Linked DNA regions of Homo sapiens: region 1 is linked to region 2. The links are chromatin contacts, found by Hi-C in ENCODE. All regions are on one chromosome and are shown on one strand. Each heading gives the region's core, a stretch centred on a gene start or an enhancer-like site at or near the end of the contact. The rest is flanking DNA. Distances are from core to core; before and after follow the strand shown. Region 1 holds the start of HPX (hemopexin). Region 2 holds the start of OR56A1 (olfactory receptor family 56 subfamily A member 1).

The links. A loop is a pair of places that touch in the nucleus more often than their neighbours do. Pooled maps may share reads with other maps.
Region 1: a map of prostate gland shows a loop between it and region 2 (5-fold over the local background). The contact joins the promoter of HPX here to the promoter of OR56A1 in region 2. A Hi-C loop is called at or near these places in 2 of 168 maps with a recorded cell type or tissue (ovary and prostate gland), 1 of 37 single-sample maps with no recorded cell type and 18 of 50 pooled maps.

What each region holds. Positions count from the first base shown.
Region 1 is chr11:6,439,556-6,444,171 of GRCh38, reverse strand. HPX (hemopexin) reads left to right here and starts at 3,185. Exons shown (of 10, transcript NM_000613.3): 1 at 3,185-3,291; 2 at 3,442-3,500; 3 at 3,634-3,705; 4 at 3,886-4,007. The coding sequence starts at 3,209. RefSeq lists an enhancer at 748-817.
Region 2 is chr11:6,028,810-6,033,808 of GRCh38, reverse strand. OR56A1 (olfactory receptor family 56 subfamily A member 1) reads left to right here and starts at 3,051. Exons shown (of 2, transcript NM_001388488.1): 1 at 3,051-3,107. It overlaps LOC107984303 (a long non-coding RNA gene), which reads right to left. Exons shown (of 4, transcript XR_001748102.2): 2 at 493-753.

The DNA of each region.
Region 1 (4,616 bases), core at 1,936-4,435, 410 kb before region 2:
CCTCCTACCCCTGAGGAAAGGAGACATTCAGTTCCTGCTCCCTGGAGTATACAGCCACAGACTTCAGGCCCAGCACACCTAGCACTCAGTGGGCCCAGGAGAAATGGCTAAGGTCAGAGAACTCATATCAACAGCAGAGCAGGCTGGACATAGACATAGCCATTCCAAGGGACAGTGGGTCAGTGTCCAGCTTACATCTGGCTCTTGGCAATGCAGGAGGAAGCTCTGTCATTTGCAGACATTTGCAGGTTCGTGTTCAGACCCCTTCTGGGAGAAGTAAAAAAGCTGCTGGTTAGGAGGATAGAGAAGACTACCCAGGAAAAGAGATGGTTGAATTTCTCTGGGCTCGAGTTCCCAGAGAAGCAAGAGATTGAGGTCCCCAAATCCACTCTGGGCAGCAAGGTTTGCAGAAGAAGGGAAAGAAGCATAGAAGGGTGTGTACCACTAAGGATGCACAGCCAGGGCTGAGAGGAGTGTGGGACAAAGGCTGTGGAGAGCTAGTTTCAGAGAGGAAAAACTCCTGGGCTCTGGCCTCTAGTTGAAGGGCGGGAGTGCACTGATTCCTGCGGCCTGCAGGGGGTGCTCAGGCCCAAGTACCGACAAGCTTCTTTCCTCAGCCCCAGTAGGAAGCCTGGGAAGGACCCAGGACCCACAGAAGGGGCCTCCTGTAGTGAGGGGAAGAGAAGCAAGGCTGCTGAGTCTTGACTACCCTGAGAAGTCTTGGCTTGTACCCTGTGACCAACACCAGGGTGGCCAACATATCCACAGCCCTGGGTTCCCAAATGTGTACAATGTTCTACTTTCAACTCCTGCCCAAAACTTGAACTTCAACCTGGACTGCCTGCAGTGCAGATGACTCTGCTGGCCTAGTCCCTGGGTGGAGCAGGAGGATCCAGTAATGGTTTCTAAGCCATTCTCGGGTACACAGGTGAATTAGGAAGCAACAGGGAAAAGGGACCATAAAGTAGTATTCTGGGATAGATGGATCCGGGGTGCTGTGAGGGGGACCACACCAGGTGTGTGGGGAAGGGGTCAAGCTGAAAAATGATCATCCAGTATATGTGCTGTATGCCCTCAGACAGCCCTGTTAGGCCAGAAGGAGACTGCACCCTTGGACTGGCAAGTCAGTGCAAGGCCCTGCTAATAGGACTATTGAAGACTCTCACTATGGGTTTTCTGTGGGGTGTTTGTTTCTTGGGGTGAAAGCTTCCCTCTCCCCAGGCAGGCCCAGCAAAATCTGTAGGATTCAGACAGGGTTCTGACAGCTGAAGACAAGTTGTTGAGGAAATTCCTGATGGAGGATCATGGGGTGCTCAGGAGGGAGAATATAAGGTTTCAGAGGCTGAGAGGGAAAGAAAAGGTGAGGGGGAGTCTTAGAATAGTGGCTCCCATTGCCCAACACCCAGAAAGAAGACATGCCCTGCAATGGGGAGAAGGTGAGTATGAGACATTGGCTGTAGCAGCGATGGCATTGCCCAGGCTGCCAAGGACTCAGAGAGTCCAGCCTTGCCCACTGACCTATGAGGAGGGAATGATGTTCACAGCACATTTTCATTCGTAAGTCAGGAGAGGACATTGAGCCTGATGGCAGAGGCCTGGTGACATGTTGTTCCAGAGGTTCCGGAATGTGTGTTTTCCTGTTGGAAGGAAACTTCGCAGAGTAGAAAAGGGATCTGAGACTTTTGGTAAGATTATATATGGGACTGTCAGGGGTCTGGAGCCATCTGTGAGGGATCAGGGCCCTTTCAGCCTTGGCTAGGGAGCAGGGGTCCTGGAACTTCATCCTGGCCCATAGCTGAGTCTGCCCATAATTCTTTTCTGACTCACTAGGCAAATCTCACACAGAAATGGGGCAGCTTTGGGAGTGGGCCCAGGAAGTACTGAGGATAGCAGGTGAGATCCCAGGAAGAGATGGATGTGGGGCCGAGACACTGGAGAGAGAAACAGGACTGTCAGATAAAGGGCGTCTGTGACTCCTAGATCTCATTATGCCTACTACCATAACCTACCCCCAATTCCTAATATTCTCCTACCCTAGAGGGGGGGAAATTGTCAGAAATTTGGCTGCAACACTAGCAACACTACTCAGTACTTGAAATGCATTTTTGCATTTTTTTCATTCAACAAATATTTCTGGAACAACTCTTATATGCCAGGCACTATTTTAGGAGTCAGGGATATATAATGGTAAACAAGACAGGCAAAACAAAGCAAAGCAACAACAACCATCACCAGATAAGTAGACAGATGAAAGAATTTCAAGTTTTAGTAAGTAAAATAAAACAAGCAAGGGTCTGAAATGGCTAGATAAGGTGGTCAAGAAAGGCTTCATTGAGAAGGTAGCATTTAAGCAGGAGTCAGCTAGAAATATTGTGAAATTCCAGTTACAGTTCTATTTGTTCTGGGTTGGTTAAATAAAGCTTTTTCCCCCAAGGTGGAAACTACCAAGAAAGACTAATTACTAGTAGTGGTGGTGCTCTCTGGAAGAGAGACACCTCCTGTTTCTGCCTCATTACTGTCAACCCTTCACTTCCAGGCACTTTTTGCAAAGCCCTTTGCCAGTCAGGGAAGGCGAGAGGCTGGGCATGGGGCTTGGACATTTGACAACAGTGAGACATTATTGTCCCCAGACTCACTAGCCCAAGGGTAAAGCTGAAGAGGCTTGGGCATGCCCCAGAAAGGCCCCTGATGAAGCTTGGAAAAAGCTGTTCTCTGAGTATTTCTAAGTAAGTTTATCTGTGTGTGTGGTTACTAAAAGTAGTAAGTATTGCTGTCTCTAGCTGCCTTAGAGCAGGGCTTGACACAGTACACAGCAATATTAGTTCCCTCCTTTTCTCACCTCCCCCATTGTGGAGATAAACTCAATCACAAAAGGTGATCCTCAGTCTACTCACTTCCCTGACTTATGGATGCCTGGACCCATTGCCAGTGTGAGAGTCACAGCTGGACGTCAGCAGTGTAGCCCAGTTACTGCTTGAAAATTGCTGAAGGGGGTTGGGGGGCAGCTGCCGGGAAAAAGGAGTCTTGGATTCAGATTTCTGTCCAGACCCTGACCTTATTTGCAGTGATGTAATCAGCCAATATTGGCTTAGTCCTGGGAGACAGCACATTCCCAGTAGAGTTGGAGGTGGGGGTGGTGCTGCTGCCAACTCTATATAGGGAGTTCAACTGGTCACCCAGAGCTGTCCTGTGGCCTCTGCAGCTCAGCATGGCTAGGGTACTGGGAGCACCCGTTGCACTGGGGTTGTGGAGCCTATGCTGGTCTCTGGCCATTGCCACCCCTCTTCCTCCGTGAGTAAAGCTGGGACTAGAAGCGAAGGATTGAGTTCTGGGCTAGGGTAAGGTAGGGCCAGTTTTTAGGCCTCGGTCAAATTTGGGGTCAGGGGCTATGGGAAAGGGATCGGTCCCAATGGATCAAGATATCTATTTTGTTCTCCCTAGGACTAGTGCCCATGGGAATGTTGCTGAAGGCGAGACCAAGCCAGACCCAGACGTGACTGGTGAGGCCCTGACTCCCTAAGTCTGTCTTATCTGTCTGGTTGTGTCTCTGCATTTTATCACCTTCTGGTTTTTTTTTTTTTTTTTTTTTTTTTTTTTTTTTTTTACTTTGCCATCTCCCTACCTCCACCCCAGAACGCTGCTCAGATGGCTGGAGCTTTGATGCTACCACCCTGGATGACAATGGAACCATGCTGTTTTTTAAAGGTAGGAGGGACTGAGGTTAGGGCGTTTAGGACCTTAGACTTACTCTCCTTCACAAAGGGTGTCCCTGTCTGTGGGAGGTCTTAGGAATTATCTGATGGTATCACTGACAGCTTCTCTCAAGCTATCTCAGTAGGTCAAAGGTTTCTCACTGGGCCCCTCAGTGAGTGTGGGTTTTTTCAGGGGAGTTTGTGTGGAAGAGTCACAAATGGGACCGGGAGTTAATCTCAGAGAGATGGAAGAATTTCCCCAGCCCTGTGGATGCTGCATTCCGTCAAGGTCACAACAGTGTCTTTCTGATCAAGGTACTGCTGGGCCAAAATCAGGGCCAGGCTGGAAAGGGCTGGAATCGACACTGGGGACCCTTCCCCCAAATGGCCTTGGCATGGAGCCCATAGCAATAGGTAGCAGATTTCTTTCCCATGTGCCCTCCTTTCCTGTAAAAGCTTGGGCTAAGGGAGTGTGCATGCGTGTGGGCCTGGCAGGTGCACCATCCAGTGGCTGTTCTTCAGTCCTAGTCTTAGTTCTACACCGCTCTGCTGTACCTCACACTGCTGGCCATCCTTTTTTTCTCTGGCAATTGCTTCCCTTGCCTTCCATGACCCTGTATCAAGTCCTCTTCATAGGGCAAGGCAAGTTGTTCCCAACACAATGGCACCTGGCTAGAAGAGCATGTGGAGCATGAAATCCAGTCTGCTGTGCTCACCAAGTCCCATGTGACCCAGGCTGTGTCTGCTCAGAGGAAGGGGTGCCTTTTCCTACCTTGCCAAAGGTGCTGTGTGGTTGGGGAAGTCCTGACTGTCGGCTTTGTTTTCCCTCCTGCCTCTTTTCTCTCTCTTCTCAAATGTCTCATTCTATCTCAACCAGTTCCCTAATGTTCCTTGGGGATCCATCCTAGCCTTTCCATATACCTT
Region 2 (4,999 bases), core at 1,802-4,301:
AGAACATTCTTCATATTTAATCAAGATCATTTTTTCTGTGATTTCTCTCTAGTGGTCCTTATTTTGCCCTTTTCCCCTAATAGCCATTCATAAATGTTAATGTTATCATTGATATTCTTGTTTTCTGGAGGCCACACACATACAATGTAAAAATGACCCTCCTCCTTCAGTAGAGAGCAATGCCTCTTATCATCCTGTGACTATATGACTGTGTCTCAGTTTGCCAAAAAACTTTTTAATGCATAGTGCCCTGTATTGGATAGTCCACTCCAGATGTACTAATTGGAACCGGATTGAGAAAGATTCTCAACTACTTTGCTCTTGGCATTGTACTTCTGACATTAAATTAATACACATCAAATACTCAGAAGAATGTCTGGTACATACTAGATACTTGGTTCATGTTGGTTAATATTGCCAATCCAGTTTTAGAAACAATAAATTAGTTTTTACTCTATGGACCACATTATTGACTTATGTTTATATACGTACTTCCACTTGCTGGAACATCTAGGAATCTGTTCCCTTTTCTTTTCCTCCTGTTCCAGACTTTCTCACTCGTCCACACCCATTTTCCAATGTTCAGTAGTGAAGAAATGGACTTTAACAGAGTTAGAGCCTAGGTGATAACACTGGATGGGTGGAGGCAAGTGTCCTGGGCTCATTCAGGCAGTAGAGCTTTGACTCTTCATGAGTAAAAGGCTAATGTGTGATGACTGGAAGCAGATAGGAGGATTGATCCACAAATGTCATCTGAGGAGCATGAAGAGATATGAAGATTATGTCAAACAATGCTAGAAAAGGACAGAGCATTAAGGGGGATGTACCTCAGGGATGGTAAAATAGAATGTTGGGGGATGAGGTTCAAACAGAGGGAAGACTCACATAGGAAGATGAGATTTCTGTTTGGATAAATTGGTAATGATTTTGACAGGATGAAATTCAAAACAATTCTTACCAACATTAGGAGCAAGTGGATCATTTTATGTTTATATTAGGAAAAGGAGAAGACCCATTAAGTCAGAAACCTAGCACAGGGCTTTTTCATCAAGTAAGTGGGTGAATCTTGGGGGGCACCTGTGAGCAGTGGCATAAATAGATCCCTGAGTTCCATCATGTATTCTGTGCCATGCCCCGCTTCCCTCTAGTCCACCAGACAACCCCCCTGTGGCTACCCTTTACAACACTGATCAGAACTGCCCCTCAGCCCACTGAAACTGTGGTTAATTCTCCTTTCTCATTCTTCCTCCTTAAAATTTTCTATCTATGTTAAACACCAGGGCCAGTAATGCCAAAATATTTTTCAGTGGGCTTTTATTAAGAATCTATGGGGTGTTAGAGAATGTAGTATGTACAAATGGAAAAGTACCCTTTATCTGCCCTCTATTTCACAGCAGAGTGGAGGGAGATAGAGAGGTACAAAAACAACATGCTAAGGTTTACAGATAAAATTTATTAATAGTAGAAGTGGCTTCCTCAGTGAAGTAGCTACCTCAATTATCTTACTTTCCTTCTGAATATTTACTCTTTCCCTGAACATATAAACATACCACAGTATCTTTCATTTCCGCCTTGCTTTTTCTTCTATTATAAGTTTGAAATGGACTTTAGCTACACAGTCAACTTTCCCCATCTACACTTCCTCACTTACTAGTTCTCCAGCTCCCTTCATTCTGGTTTCTGTTGCTACCAGTCAAATGAATCTCTCTTGGCCAGGTTACCAATGACACACCCTTATTATAATATTTAATGAATATTCACTGTCCTTATGTTATTGAACTTCTACTTGACTAACAAGTTAGTAAAACCCTTCTTGAAATTTTCCCCTTGGTTTTTTCTGGGGCATCTTATTCTTAAGATTTTCTTTATACCTTTCTAGCCCTTCCATTTATGTCTCCCTTTTCTTTTTCCACCCCTTCAATGTTACTATTTTCTAGGGTTCCAATCTTAGCCTTGTGCTATTCCAACTCTACAGGCTATGTTCTAATGCTTTCTGAATTTATGTCCTAAACTACGATCCTTCTAATTTTCTCAAACTCTTCAGTTTGAAACAGCCGAAAACAAATCTATGTGTGGCGATTATAAACACCTCGTTCTTGACATATCCCAGTACACACTAATCTTACTCATTTAGCTGTATTTTACATCTTGGTGATGCAACTTATTTACTCAAGCTAGTAAACCGGGGGTCACTCTGGGCTTCTCACCTATTTTCTCCTTTAAAACAAATCTGTCAATAAGTTCTGTCTATATGACTTCTGGAAGATTCACCTTCTTCCCATCCTCAGTGCCTCAGCCTTTGTTCAGTTGCACGTCACTTCTCACCTTGGCTATTGCGGCCGCCATTCTTTCTATTTCTGCTCTCTTGCCTTACCCAAGTTCATGCATAATAATGTGTCCAGAGTGATCTTTCTGTACGTACCCTAAATCTGGTCATGTCTCTCTTCTAATGGAAATATTTTTTTCCATTTCTTTTCATCCATATGACTAGTTCTAAAATCTTCAGCATAGAAAATGTACTTAAGATCTGGCTTTTTCTTTTATCAACTCCATTTTTGGCTCTTTCTTTCAACTCCTCATCCTTTTGGCTCCAGTCAGATTAAATATTGCATAGAATTTCCTTCCAAAGTTATTCTCAGACTCATCTCCATGCTTTCACATAATCCATTTTTTATATCTTCAATACACTACACAGATTTAATGCATGTAAATCCTCCACATCTATTGAAATAAAACTCAGCTAAGTTGTTAGCAGCTTTAGGAAAGCTTCTCTTTTCCTCTAGGGTTGAGTTCAGAAATTTTCCTTTGTGCCTTCCTATTATTCTGCTCATATGTCTAATTAACTCACTCTACAAATATTTTTAGCCATTTCATGTCAAGCACTGGGCTAATTGATGTTATTTTCATGGCATGAAATGTCTAATTGGGCATTGGAAGAAGGAGTATGTAAGCAACTTATCATATAAATGTATAACTACAGATGATGAGGATGGTTCAAAGTACTACAGAAACATAAAATAGGAGGACTTGATCTTGTGTAAAGGGGGTTAGAACAAACCTCTCAGAGAAGAGAGTATTTGAATTGAGATGTAAAGGATGAGGAGAAAGTAAGTGTTGTGTAGAAGCATAAGATGCACAGCCTTCCAAGAGAAGTGGGATCAGAAAGCTCATGTAACGTTCGAAGATCTGAAAGGACGGTGTGGCTGAAGCTCAGGGAGCAAGGGAGATGGGGTGTTAGATGGAACTGGAAAATGAGGAAGGAGGTAGATAATATATGGCATTGCCTGCTTTCCTTCCTCCCCTCCCTCCCTTCCTCCTTCCTTTTCCTTCCTTCCTTCCTTTCATAATGTAGTCAGTTAACTATGTGTACCTAGCAATCTATCTATACCCTGTTTATATAGTGATGATAAAAGAAAAACCACACATGGTTTCTTCCCTCATGAACTTATGGTCTCATGAAGTTCAAGTAAAAAATTTCCTTTTTATAATATTAGCAATGAGAAGCCACTGAAATATTTTAATCAGATGACTGGTAATATTTATATTTAAAAACATTTCCTTGATTTCAATGTAGAGAATGGTTTATAAAGAAACCTAGACTGCATTAGGAGGCAATATTTACTTTTTACTCGAGGTAATAGTACTTGGATGGTGAGAGTGGATATGGAGAAGTGGATGGATTCCAGGGCTAATTAAAAGGGAAAATGACATGTCTTAGTGGTTTCATCATGTACTTCGTATCATTTTCAATGGGTAGAATAAATGTTCAAGACATTTTCTGGGCGCTGGCTTCTAAAACTGACAAATATTTACACCAGTCACTGAGATGCTGGCAAAAGACCAGGTTTTTAAATTTTGGACTTGGTGAGCTTTGAATATCTTTGGGAAACCCAGGTTGATACATAAAGTAGGCTTCTGGAGAGGTCTAAGTAAGAAACATAATTCAGTAATTTAGTAATAGAGATGGTAATTGTCTAATGACATAGACAAGATAAAAGAAGTGGAAGAAGGGAAAACAGAATATCAGAGAGGAAAGAAGAAAAGCGAAGAAAATGTAGGACTGAAGCTTTAAACTGACGTCAAGGTAGTGGATGATGGATGTGTTCGAGAAAATGAGAGGGAGTGACCAGGAGGTACAAGGTAAACTAGAAGTCTGTGATATATGAATTAGGCCAAAGAGAGTGTTTCAAGGAAGAGGATTTGATCAACTGTTTCAACAAGATTTAACAATAGGGAAGCTGTAGGTGATTTCTGAGAGCTATTTTGTGGAACTAATGGAGATGGAAGCCAAATTGAAGTGAGTTGTGGAATGGATGTAAGGTGAGGGAATGGAGACAGTGAGTGTAAATGCTTGTGAGAGGTTTGTGCATGAAGGGAAGGGGAGAGTTAGAGAAAGAGCCAGAATTCAAAGCTGGGAGAGATGGGATCAATTCTTGAAGATGGACAGATTATTTATTTTAATGAAAGGAAACAAGAAAAGGATGAGAGTATATACACATTATTTATAAGTCTTACAAAATTTTATATAAATTTATAGGATCAAAGTGCAATTTTGTTCCATGCATAGATTGTATAGTAGTTAAGTCAGGGCTTTTAGGGTATCCATCACCTGAATGATGTACATTATTCTCATTAAGTAATTTCTCATTATCCACCCCCTCTCACCCGCCTCACCCTTCTGAGTCTCCATTGTCAATCATTTCACTCTCTACATCTATATGTACACATTTTGAACACATACTTATGAGTGAGAACATGCAATATTTGTCTTTTTGTGTCTGGCTTGTTTCATTTAAGATAATGGCCTCCAGTTCTATCTACGTTGCTGCAAAAGACATGATTTCATTCTTCTTAATAGCTGAGTAGTATTCCATTGTGTGTATGCCATATTTTCTTTATCCTATCATCTGTTGTTGAACTCTTGGGTTGATTCCATATCTTTGCTATTGTGTATAGTGCTGTGATAAACATACCAGTACAATTATCTTTTTGATATATC